2 separate regions of the Mus musculus genome follow, and region 2 is linked to region 1. The links are chromatin contacts, found by Hi-C in ENCODE. All regions are on one chromosome and are shown on one strand. Each heading gives the region's core, a stretch centred on a gene start or an enhancer-like site at or near the end of the contact. The rest is flanking DNA. Distances are from core to core; before and after follow the strand shown.

Region 1 (6,506 bases), core at 1,786-4,285:
AAATATACTGAGACAACACAGAATGGCAGACACCACAGATATTTAAACCAGGCGGAGCTAGACCTTGATTTCCACATAAAGATTCACTGAAGCACGGCAATAGTGCCACCTTGTGGGACAGCCATGACTACACCAAAACTCAAGAGGCGATCCATATCCAGAAAAATCACTGTCATTTTTAGATGCATCTTTTTGAGAATTTGTAGACCACAATCAACCAAAGGACAGGTAACAGGCTATTAGTACCGGATCTCCAAGGAGTAAAGGCACTGGTAGTTAATACCACCCTGTTAATGGCTCAAGGTGAATGGATAAAGAGACCGAAGCACGGAAGCCTTCAGATACCATTTAACTGACCGTGACCCTGAAACCAAGAAGTAATATTTAAACATTTAGTCTTATATCCAGATAGCATTTGGAGGCATGATTATTATCATGAGAAATTAAAACAAATTAGTATATAACCTTTAAGAAAACAGTAAAGCCAGGCAGTGGTGACGCACGCCTTTGATCCCAGCCCTTGAGAGGCAGAGGCAGGCGGATTTCTGAGTTCGAGGCCAGCCTGGTCTACAGAGTGAGTTTCAGGACATCCAGGGCTACACAGAGAAACCTTGTCTCGAAAAATCAAGAAAAAAAAATTTTTAAAGAAAGAAAACAGTAAAACCCTCTGTTAAAACATAAAACAAAGTAAGCTAAGGACATAACATGGTTGGTAGAATTCTGTGCAGCATGCACAAGTCCCTGGGTTCAGTCCCCAGTACCCCGTAAACAGGACCAAAAACTGGGCATGGTGGTACATGCCTGTGATCCCAACACTCTGCAGGCAGACACAGATCAGAGCCTACCAGTGACTACTTGACGGGCTTGCTGCAGCCCGTGACACATAAGACACTGTCTCAAAACTCAACCAGATGACCACCTTTTAAAAAATGACATAGGTAACTTAGAAATAGGCCTGTCAATCTATCCTGAGAGAAAGAAATAACTGAATGGTAACTGTAGCACCCAAGGAACTCCTTAATATCAGCACTGTAGAAACACATAGGCAGCGCTAAACATGGGGCGGGGCAGGCAGGCAGATAACACGGATGTTTTAGTAGGCTGCTCTGAACATTTTCTAAATACACTACAGCGTATAAAGCAAGAGAGCAAGGAGCTGTTTCCTTTCCACGAGTTTTGGAGAAAAGCTTTTGCCTCCAGACAATCATGAGCCTTTCTCTGGAAGCCCCGGCACTCATGCTGCGAGAGACAGAGGCCAAAGGTCCCCAGTGGCCCCCACTTTCGCTACCAATGGATGCGCACTGCGTGTTGTCTTCTCCATGGGCTTCTCTAGCCAAATCCCTCGCTCCATTTAAGCAGCTTGGTTCAAATTGTAAAACTTAAAAGTTTCACTTACCAGATGCCTAGATAAATCTCATCTGGAGGCCTTTAGAACAAAGCCACCGTGAGTGACATCCAGCCTGGCTGAGTCTTGAGGGTGATGTGAATCCTCCGGACAGGCGATGCACGCCCGAGACTGCACAGAAGAGACTGGGCCGCTGTCCTCAGATGTGGGTAGTAGCCTAGCGCTGTAAGCCAGGAGCCCTCTCCTTGCTATGATCCAAGGTCTTTCTTCCTACCAGGCTTCAGATCTGGCTCTGAAGTTAGCACGCGTGCGCGCGCACACACACACACACACACACACACACCTTGATACACAGTTCAAGCACATCCGTGAGTCATGCTTCCACTTCCTCTCAGGGTTCCCAGTGGTCCTCGGTGGCACAGAGTTCATTCATTCACAACAGTGCGCGCTCAGTCACACGGAATACTCACACACTAAACTCCAGCCCTTAGCACTTTAAAAGTATTTCCTTTCAACCTCCTGTAAAACCACCGCCTCACTTTCATTAGCAGATGAGAACTTCATCCCAGCAGACGGGCTCCCCAGGCACAATTCACACACATTATACTTCATAGGGCCTTTTCAATATTTACTTGCTGGTAGTGTTCTTCCTTTCAGGTCACAGATTATAGTGTTTAGCAACACGAAGAAGGAGGGGGTAGAGTTATGAATTAGTAAACTGCCGGGGCTTCCACTTGTCAATTCATTCCCACCTCGGAGGGGATTTGGACCCAGAGCTTCAACTCTCGGGAATTACCTTCAGGAAATGACTGAATCAAAAAGGGAATTGGCCAATTTTCTCCCAAAACAGGGAGTTATGGGGAAACTCCTCAGCTGTAGGCAAAGAGAGAGAAGTCTCTTCCTATGCAAATAAGTTTTGTTTCCCTCAGAGCGAGTTTGGTAAGGATTGCCAGGCCCTTCCCACCCTTTGATATGCTGATCTCGGGCTTCTAAACATGAGGGGGGTTATTTGATCACATTAATTATTGGGGGGGGGGTGGAGAAAGTGGGTGCTGCAAGGGAGGGGTGACACAAAGACTTCTCTAAATTGCCAGTTTGTTTGGTCTTTCATGGCACGCAACAATCAGATTCCTATTCACAGCTATTTCAGAGCTGGCTGGGAGACCATCAAAGTGTTTGGGAGGATGGAGCTAAACAGAGCCAAAACCCTGACAGCTTCACTTTCCGTGGCCAACTCGGATGCCAGCTCCCCGGACTTCTCAATCTCCCTGGCCCTGAGGGGGGAAAAGTCCTTTCTTACCTCTTCTGAGGAGCAAGGTGGGACACTGGCACATTTTCCTTGAATGCTTTGATCCTAGGGTGCTAGTCTGTGTTGGTATTTGTAAACCACGGCCATGCATAGTTACCTCAGGAGCTTGTAACTCTACAGATGTGTGGGCCCAATGCCAAGTGCTTGGAATCCTAAGGAGCGGCAGCCAGAGCTGAAAGCACCTCTCCGCGGAAGATGAAGACAATAGACAGTAATTGTTAGGGAAGTACAGCAATGGAGCCCACCCATCAACAAAGGAAAGACTATATGGAGGGGTTGGGACGCGTCCCCAAGCTGCCAGGCAAGCCCTGTAAGTCACAGATGGCCTTTCTCAGAGGAGAAATCAGAGGACTTCACTCAACACAGGACCCTGGTCAGATGCAGACAGCTGCCACTAGGTGGCTACTTACACTAGAGCTAAGTCCTTGTGCACCTACCCACCAATTCAACATTTCTTGAGCCTTGGGAAGTAAACTTAGAAAGTCCTAACTTCACAAAGTAAAAAGTTGCCCATGTGCCACACCAACTTTATCGTGGGACACAGGGCAGAGATTGCTCACAGGCTTGTAAATCTTATCTGTGCTTGCTAAACAATTATTTAAATCATTATATGTGCACATTTTTGTCAAAAAACAAACAAACAAACAAACAAACAAACAAAAAAGCCTACTAGGTTGTCACAAAAAGATGGGAATAGTTAAAAATTTAAAAATATTAAAAATTTTAAGAACCAATTTCAACAAAGTAGAATGTACTGGACTAGATTATAAAAAGAAGTTTCTCTTGTAAGGATGTTTTAATTTTCACAAGACATGGCTATACATACAAATAGAGTAAAAGTGGTCCTGTACAAAGACAGGGCAGGGCTGAGGGACTGTTGAGGGGGAGGGGGAGGTACCCTGATTAGAAAAATAGAAAGTGAGGCTGGAGAGATGGCTCTGAGGTTGAGAGCACTGACTGCTTTTCCAGAGGTCCTGAGTTCAATTCCCAGTAAGATGGTGGCTCACAACCATCTGCAATGAGATCTGATGTCCTCTTCTGATGTGTCTAAAGAGAGCTACAGTACACTTATACACATAAAATAAATAAATCTTTAAAAGAAAGAAGGAAGGGAAGGGAAGTGGAAGGGAAGGGGGGAAGGGAAGGGAAGGGAAGGGAAGGGAAGGGAAGGGAAGGGAAGGGAAGGGAAGGGAAGGGAAGGGAAGGAAAGAGAGAAAGAGAGAAAGAGAGAAAGAGAGAAAGAGAGGAAGAGAGAAAGAGAGAGAGAAAGAAAATGAGGGGCCCAGAGTCTGGTAAAGCTCTTGGTTGCTCCTGGCTCCATCTTTGCATGTGTGTTACAGGATCTAGATACTATAGTCACCATCCTCCACAATGTTGGTAGCTATCTGAAACCGTAGCGGGTACTGAGCCCATGTAATCCCCTAGACACATATACCTATGGCAAAATTTAATCTATGAACAATGCCCAGTAATAGATCAAAAGTGATAAAAGAGTAACAGCAAAGTATACTAAAAAAAGAAATAAAGCAGTTTATTCCAGTGAGGGTTTTATGAGGTTATCTCTTTTTTTCTGCTCCTCTCGTCTCTAAAAGTATTGTGTTTTGTCACCTCATTTAAGAGGATCTCTTTATAGTTTCATTCGTGTATATTGGCATCAATATTCTTGCACTTTGGAGCCATTCTTATGTAAAATAAAACTGGTTTAAACGCAAGCAATATACAATTAAACTGATAATCGAAGTGGCTGCTAAGTGGCTGGCAGGTAGTATATAAAATACACACTGGACCAACAGATCGTTGTGCTCAAACCACAAAGTAGTGCAGACTACTGAGCAGAGTGCAATGAAAAACTTATCCTTCAAGTTTTCTGTTAGGGATTTTGAGGCTCCAGTTTGCATCATAAAACTGCCATTGTGGAAATGGATCCCCCTGGGTCTGGGAAGAGAACTATGAAGGACAGGCAGAGATGCTCCAACAGAGCCTAATTTTCTCCTCTTTCCTGTAGCACGGTGTTGTTTCTGGATCCCTTCGCTTTGATCACTATTCTTTCCCTTGACACTAAGGAGAAGAAGGAAAGGGGGCAGTGAGCAGAAACGAGAAAGAAAAAGTAGCCATGATGAAGCATCTTTCCCTCTGCAAGTCTTACACAACTTGGCTGGAAAGGCATTTCCTCAGTACTGATCTGACCATCATCAGGCAACCTGGTACTGAAGGGATGGACAGACAGTTCTTGGAGGCTTAAAGAGAAGGCTGGAGGTCTGGATTCCTCTCCTGTCTGGCCAGTGGGATAAGCCCGGAGCACTTTGTGCCAGCAACTGTAATAATGAAGGACTTAAACTGCCACCCTTGAGGCTCGCCGAGATGTGCTGCTAAAGTTCCCTAACCACCAGCACTAGACAGTCAGAATAAACAATGTAGTGTCTCCACTATTGTTAAAGTACAATGGGAGGCCCTCAGGGTCATAGGGAGTAATTTTTTAAATTAAGGTTTTTCCATCCAATACATACAAAGCACTTCTAAAATCTAAAAATAGATTAGGCTGAAAGGATTATATGAAGAAAACAAAACAAAATAAAATATAATTTTGAGGGTTGAAATGGGGTGCCAAGCTGTTGTGACACAGTTAAAACTATATAAAGGAACCAAGTGTTTCATTTAGTAAGATGCTTACAATTATGAAGGGGTGATCCCGCTTGGCAGGATCGCCAAAGACCTTGAAAGAATCCACAGTACCACAAAGACATCCCAGGCTGTTTGCCACAATTAACAGCAGAGCTGTTCCTGGGAAGTTAGTTAACAAAGCTGTGTTACGTTTGAAATTCACCTCCATTTCTCACCCACATTCAACTGAGGCTTGGGTGGGCGGGGCACTCCCCCCTCAAAGCTGCAATGTGTCAGATGACCGAAATCCTTTGGGACAGTCCCTAGAGGCAGTAGCTGCAGCGAATTCATCCTGCCTTGTCTGAACTTCACAGGAAATCTATCTTTTTTTTTTTTTTTTGGCTTTTTTCGAGACAGGGTTTCTCTGTGTAGCCCTGGCTGTCCTGGAACTTACTCTGTAGACGAGGCTGGCCTCGAACTCAGAAATTCGCCTGCCTCTGCCTCCCAAGTGCTGGGATTAAAGGCGTGTGCCACCACGCCCGACAGGAAGTCTATCTTAAGGCTTTACATTGGTGGCCTACCAATGTAAAGCGCTCCTTATATTGCACCTTGCAATCAGAGAATAAAACATACACTGCAGACAGTCACTTTTTGATTGTTTGGAGAAAGGGCTCCACATATTTCCAGCTTGTCTGGACTTGTTAGTAACATTAATCTTGAGGTTTTTAATATTTAGTATTTTTGGTTTTGCTTTTTTTTCAGAAAGTCCATTTATTTATACTCTATCATGTTCGGCACTAAGTGTCTTCCTTCATCTACTGAACAATCTCATCAACCTTCCATTGAACTTCTGATCCTCCTGCCTTCGCCTCCAGAGTGCTATACAACCACACCCAGTTTATGTGGTGCTAGGGATCAAACCCAGGGCTTCACTATGTTAGGCAAGCACTCTGCAACTCAGGCAGATTCTGCACGAATGTCCTGGGTTTAGTACAGAAGTCCTGGCATCTATTGAACAAACACGTCTAGTGCCCGTGTCTGAAGTTTTCATCAGCTATCAGCAAAGGGACGCTGAGAGCCAGCACGGGTCACCTCACTCTCATATTCTCTTTGAATGTTCTTACTCTATGCCGTCCATGGCAACTAAAGGAAAGGACCTGAGTAGTAGAGAAGGCATTTTGTGAGGGTTCCACCCACCTCTCCCTGACTCTCCCTGTGATGTTATTACAGTGGGCTTCTCTTCTCCAAGCC
Region 2 (6,506 bases), core at 1,860-4,359, 160 kb before region 1:
GCAGAAGCAGGTGGATTTCTGAGTTCGAGGCCAGCGTTGTCTACAAAGTGAGTTCCAGGACAGCCAGGGCTATGCAGAGAAATCCTGTCTCGAAAACACAAAACAAACAAACAAAAAAATTATGTCGAAACTCATTATTGAGTTTTTCACTAAATAATTCAAGCTTAACTGCATAATAATAGATTTAAAATAGAACTAGAACTCTGGCTTATGGCCAGAGCTCTTTCCACAGTTGTTTAGTCAGGGAAGGGCAAAGAAGGAAAGTAGCTTAAATTACCAGGTCCAAAAAATGGGTTAATTTCCAGCGGTGAGCTAGAACAGAGGACTGGTCCATGCCATAGCACAGATCGAGCTTGAAAATGCTAGTTCTCTCAGTAAGTGAAAGAAGCCAGTCTATATAATCATACCGATGATTATGTAATCATACACTATCTGATTCTATTGATTCAAAATGCTCAGTGAGGCAAATCTACAGATGTAGAAAGTAACTCAGTGGATGGCAGGGATGAGGAAGAGGACAGGGTCACAGATGAGAGGGACCGTTCAACTTCATAGGATCTCTTTTTTTCAGTGATAGAATATTCTGGGATTTGATAGTGGTGCTGGGTTTACAACTGAGTGAATTTGTTAAACATCGCTGAATTAAACACTGTAAAACAGTGAATTCCAAGAATAGAAATCACATCTACAAAGCAAGTTGTATATACACAAAATACTTACAGGAAAACTGGAGAGGATGCAGGTAAATAGAGTATCAAATGGTTCAAGAACAACTTAGCAGTTCACAAGAACCTGTATACAATTTGTATCCTCTCCCTCTCCCCCCCCCCTCCTTCCTCCACCCTTCCCTACACAAAAGCTGACAATAGTCCAAGTTGAAACAATACAAATCATCATACATTGATAAACAAACTGCTTATAAAAATCCTTATTTGACCATTAAAAAATGTGTATGACATGCATGAACCCTGAAGATACTTTAAGCAAAGGCAGTTAGTCACACAGAGCATCCCACAGTGTGGTTCTTCTATATGAAGTGTCTGAGCGCTAGGCGTGGACTCAGTAAATCTGGGACACTTTTACACCATCCTGGCTCTTTGACATTTTCTAGAGATGACCCGTGGTCAATCAGCAGGATGGGAGGTGCAGGGTGGGTAGGCCCCTCTGCTTTATTTTGTTTTTGGTTTCCAATCAAACCACAAAGATAAGTTCAAGTTACTAGTTTCTTGGAGCATGGCTCTAGGAGTTGGGTGTGCCCCAGTTTGCTTTCTGATGCTGCCATAAAACACTATCCAAAAGTGACTCGGGGAAGAAAGTGTTTATTTGGCTTACATTTCCATACCACAGTCTATCACTGAGTGATATCAGCAAACTGTGGGCAAGAACTGAAGCAGAGACCACGCAGGGAAGAGTGCTGCCTGTTCCCAGACTCACCTTCAGCTACCTTTCTTTTTGCTTTTCTTTCAAGACAGGGTCTCTCTACACCACCCTAGCTGTCTTGGAACTCACTGTAAAGACCAGGCTGGCCTCCAACTCACAGAGATCTGGCTAACCGTCTCCCCAGTGTGGTGCTGGCATTAAGAGCATCTATGCCACCATGCCCAGCCCCAGCTACACTTCCCAGAACCAGTTGTTCCAGGTGGCACCACCCACAGTTTGCTGGGCCCGTCCACATTAATCATTCATCAGAGAGAATGCCCCATTGACTTGCCTACAAACCAATCTGTTGAAGGCAGGTGTGTTCTCTGTTGAAGTTTCCTCTTCACGTATGACCCGGATTTATGCCAAACTGACAAAAAAAAAAAAAAAAAAAAAAAAAAAGCAAACAAAACAGAACTAACTAGCACAGGGGCTTAGAACATGCTAAAGGCTGAGGGGGGAGATCATTAAAAGATGGGCTAGCATTGTAATTGCTGCAAAACTCCATAAATATAATTGAAAGCCATTAAGTAGTTCACTTTACTATTATTACTGATTCTCTGTTTTTGAGGCATTCGGATATAGCTAAGAGGGGGTGGGGGTGGGGCAAGTGGCTTCAATTTTTGTGTGTAGTCAAGGGTCACTTAGAATTTCTGGGTTTCCTGCTTCCAAACTCACAGTTCTAGGATTACAGGGGTACACCACAATGCCTGGTTTATTAAATAGTAGAGGTATGTTAAAACATATACATGTAATTAAAAATAAAACTGAAAAAAATTCCAGCATGGGGGAGGGATGTCTCTGGAGTACTCCTGAGAATTCTTTATCAGTAACGGGTTGCTGGGACCTAGAGACTCATTTCTTTTTAGGAGTGTGAGCATGGGTTTTCAGTGCCTCAGTGATAGACTCCAGCCTAAGTGCATGTGAGTTGAACTAGCTGAATCCAGTGAGCTAAATAAATACTCAAAGAATTTTGGAAGGAAGATGTGATGGGGTGGAGGTGGGGTGGAGAGTGGGGTTTCAGGAGTTGAGGGGAGAGAGGGGCAGGTGGATATGATCAAGATAAATTGTATATCGGTATAACATTTTAAAAGAAAAAAGAGATGAATTATATATAAATTTATTTCAATAAATCTTTTGGAAAAAGTATGAAGCCTAGCCAAAATATCTAAAGAGCACTAGTGTGTGCTCTGGCCCGTCCTCCAGGGCTGACTGGAGGACTCAGATGGTTTCAGTAGCCCAAGACACAACACACACACACACACACACACACACACACACACACACACACACACACACACACATTGCTCTCCCCAAAGATGCTGGGTCTCCATTGACTTTCCACATTGAGCAAACCTGAAAACTGTGGGCCCTGGCTGCCCTTCTAGTATAAATCAGTCTGCGGATCCCAATTTGGACTCCAGGATCTAAGGGCAGCAGGAGTCAGAGTCCTGAGTGCTAGCTGCTAGAGGTCTTGGAGCTCCGCTGCGAAGTCTTGGGGCAGGCGATTTTCTTTTGTGAGGGTGGGGAGGAAGCTGATTTTGCAGAGGCGCTGGCAGCGTTTTCAATGTAGGGAGAGGCTCCCTGAATGGGTGCCCGGACTGGTTCCACAGAAACCGAGCTAGGAGCTGCTCAGTCCTCCGCCCACCACTGCCCACAATCCAGTTCTGCAAAACATCAGCTAGGTGGGAGGGACTCTGCAGAGGACCTAGATGACCCAGGGCCAGCCGGCCGATCCTGATCAGTCTGATCAGCTAGCTGATCCTGACCTTATCCCTGCAGAGGGGTGTGGCCAGGGCTGGCGCAAGCCTGAGGTTGGTCGCGACGCCGCCTTGTGGCTCAGACCGAGAATGTCCTACGGACCCGCAGTAAGGGCTGCAGGGCCGAGCGTGCGCCGGTGGGGAGGGGACTCAGAACAGGGTGGCCGGTGAACACAAACAGGGCGCGCCCCTCCCAAGCTGCCCTTACTCATGGCAGAGGAGCCGGAGCCAGACCTCGGGGTGGCCGAGGGCTCAGAGGATCAGGCCTTGGAGATGCCGAGCTGGAAAGCTCCGGAGGACATAGACCCCCAGGTAGGCGTCTTCCAGGGCCCGCAAAGATTCATCTGGGCTACTTTACCGTGATATGAAGAGTCCCCTAGAGTTAAGTTAAAATATATATATATATATATATATATATATATATACTATTTTAGATCTGCGCGAACCAGGAGATGCGTTGTTTAGCTGACCCCAGGAGAGAGTCATACATCCACTTCCTGTCCGCGGAGCGGGTGGGGTAGGGAGAAACTGGTTACTACTACACAGACCCAGCGCTTCGATTTAAGAAAAGCTTGTAATCTGTCCTTAGGGCAGTATCTGCTCTCCAACCCGTAGGGAAACCTCAGGAGAGTCCATGCTTGTCCTAAAGAACGGGAACCTCAGGCTAGACCTTGGGGGGAGAGGGTTGCAGCTCTCCTGTATTGGGGACTCTCACCTCCTGACGTTCATGAGTTGCTGCTTGTTCATGAGTTCATGAGTTACTTCTCTTAAGTTTTCTCTGTACCATTTTAGCCAGGAAGTTATGAGATCCGGCACTACGGACCGGCTAAGTGGGTCAGCACTTGCGTGGAGTCCCTGGACTGGGATTCAGCCATCCAGACTGGTTTCACAAAATTGAATGGCTACATTCAAGGCAAAAATGAGAAAGGTAAAAGTAGCCTCCGAGATGCTGCGATTACTGAGTTTTAGTCTCCTGAAGAATTCTGTTTTGTAATAGACGAATAACCAGATGACTGAAACTCTAATGTTTTTATTCACGATTGGCTTCAAGAACTTTAGTGTAGCTACAGTAGAGTGTTGCTGGGTTCTGCTTGTCAAGGTCTATACTTTCCTCATTTTTTTTTTTTTTTCCTAGATGAAATGGGACTCTACCTAGGGAGAAGTCCTTTCCTGTGCCAAATGCCTCTAATAGTGATATCAAGGGACAGGAAAATGCAAGGGCATGAGCCTCAAGTTGTGTGTGTGTGTGTGTGTAATTTTGCAAGTCTCTTCGCCTTAGGACCACAATTTCTGAGATATAGAGAAAAATAATTGGCCCATGTTTTCTGTGATTTCTTCTTTATGTTTAAAAATATAGAATTTATTAACCCAAGAAAACACTACAGAAAATTGTTTAATGTAGAGTAATGTGTCATTCTACCACTACCCCTTTATAAAAGAAAAACAAAAACAAAAAGATGAGACATATCAAGGGTACATATTTATAGTGGTAATGTAAAGGAAATCAAGAAACATCAGCCATAATATGCTAAAATTGCTTTCATTTTTTCCATGACGTAGAGATGAAAATCAAGCTGACAGCCCCCGTGACAAGCTACGTGGAGCCCGGCTCAAGTCCTTTCAGTGAGTCTACCATTACGATTTCCCTGTACATCCCCTCTGAGCAGCAACCCGATCCACCCAGGCCTTCAGAGTCAGATGTCTTCATTGAAGACAGAGCTGAAATGACGGTGTTCGTGCGGTAAGTGGTAGATAATTCACAGCCATGCTGCCTGCCGGCCTGCTGGCTGCTGGTTTTACCTGTGTGCATTCACCAGTCCACAAGCATCTCACCCTTCCATAAGAACCGTCTACTAGATTTCAGGATGTTTTCCTGCTGTCTTGGTTTTAAAATGTCACTGAAGTCTATTGCAAGATAGAATCCATTTATTGAGAAGTCTATTATATATCTTCCACATATAAAACATAGCACAAATTGTATCACTTGAAACATAGGACTATCCTTTCCTACAAAATAGATAGATCTGAACAATAATGCCTTCAAAAAACAGCATATGGTGTCTGTCCTAGTCTGTTTGGGCAGGCACAACGAATACTATAGACTCTGTGGCTTACCACAAACACAAGTTTGCTTTTTGTAGTTCTTTCTAGAAGCTAGGTTCAAGGTCAAGGCACTTACAGTTTTAGTGACTGGCTAGGGGCCATTTCCTGATTCATATAAGCACATTTGACCCTCTTTTGTAAGGGTGATAATTCCTTTCTTAAGGGCTCAGTCCCCCCCAGGATCTAACCACCCTCCAGAGGCTCTTTAAACTATCCCATTTGTGATTAGGAGTTTGATATGAATTTGAGAGAGACAGGCATTCAGTCCACAGCATTCTGTTCCTAACTGAAGAAACTTTGTGTCTTTCTCACTCACAAAAATGCATCCAGTCACATTTTACCAGCCCTAGAATCTTAGCCTATTTCAGCATTGACTCAAAAGACTCATTTAAATAACATTCAAATAAAATCTGGCTTGAGACTCAAAGCATGACTTATCTCAAAGCAAATTCTCTCTAGCTGTGGGCCTGTAAAAGTCAAACAAGCTATGGGCTTGTTTGTACAACATTGTGACATGCAAAGGAGGAACATCCCCTTTCAAATGGAAACCATAGAGAAGGAAAACTAACGGGCCTCAGTCAAGGCTTTAGATCTCTTTCTTGTCTCAAGGCTCTGCCTGCCAGGGTCTATTGGAATGAGATGGATGTTGGATCCCCAAAGTTTTCCTGGACAGGAATTGGGCCCTTGATACCTGACATATCTGAGTCTCATGATTCTGGATACCCCCAAGCCCAGCAAAGTTGTTAGGTTTAGAATCACCTCCTTGAGATGCTACCAGGCTACAAGTGCATACCAATCACTCTTCTGATCTGGTGTCTCCTCTCCCACAGGTCCATTAGGGAAGGCTGTAGTGGGGAGCGTCTGGGGTGGCCCAGCCCTTGCTATTGCCCTCTGCCAAAGTGCATTTGGGCATAAGGAGACATTGTTGAATACGGTAGACATGGGCTTTGCTCTTCTTTGAAAAGGGCAGCCAGACTGATTTCATTTTTACATCAGCACATTTATAATAAAACATATACCAATGAAGCATGCTAAAAATACTTTTTGCTTCTGTTTCTTAACTTTCTGTGTAAAAATCACGGTCCTTGCATGTCCTGTACTTTTGCAGGTCAGTGTGCTAGTGCGATTTAATCCCGGGATGCTTTCTTTTTAAAGAAAAAAATATGTATATGTATTTTAATTACTTAATTGATTGGTTAATTATTTTATTACACTACAGATTTT

What was found. A loop is a pair of places that touch in the nucleus more often than their neighbours do.
Region 2: a map of T-helper 17 cell shows a loop between it and region 1 (2.3-fold over the local background). The contact joins the promoter of Hebp2 here to the enhancer-like site in region 1. A Hi-C loop is called at or near these places in 3 of 37 maps with a recorded cell type or tissue (T-helper 17 cell and mouse trophoblast stem cell).

What each region holds. Positions count from the first base shown.
Region 1 is chr10:18,385,401-18,391,906 of GRCm38, reverse strand. It overlaps a transcript of Nhsl1 not described here. Among named protein-coding and RNA genes, the nearest start is that of Nhsl1, 19 kb to the left of the region's middle. Within about 2 kb of position 3,035, at least 1 of the 3 ENCODE cell types and tissues checked has a DNase peak (open chromatin) inside an H3K27ac peak, as active enhancers do.
Region 2 is chr10:18,542,679-18,549,184 of GRCm38, reverse strand. It overlaps Hebp2 (heme binding protein 2), which reads left to right and starts at 3,109. Exons shown (of 4, transcript NM_019487.3): 1 at 3,109-3,491; 2 at 3,972-4,107; 3 at 4,740-4,920. The coding sequence starts at 3,390.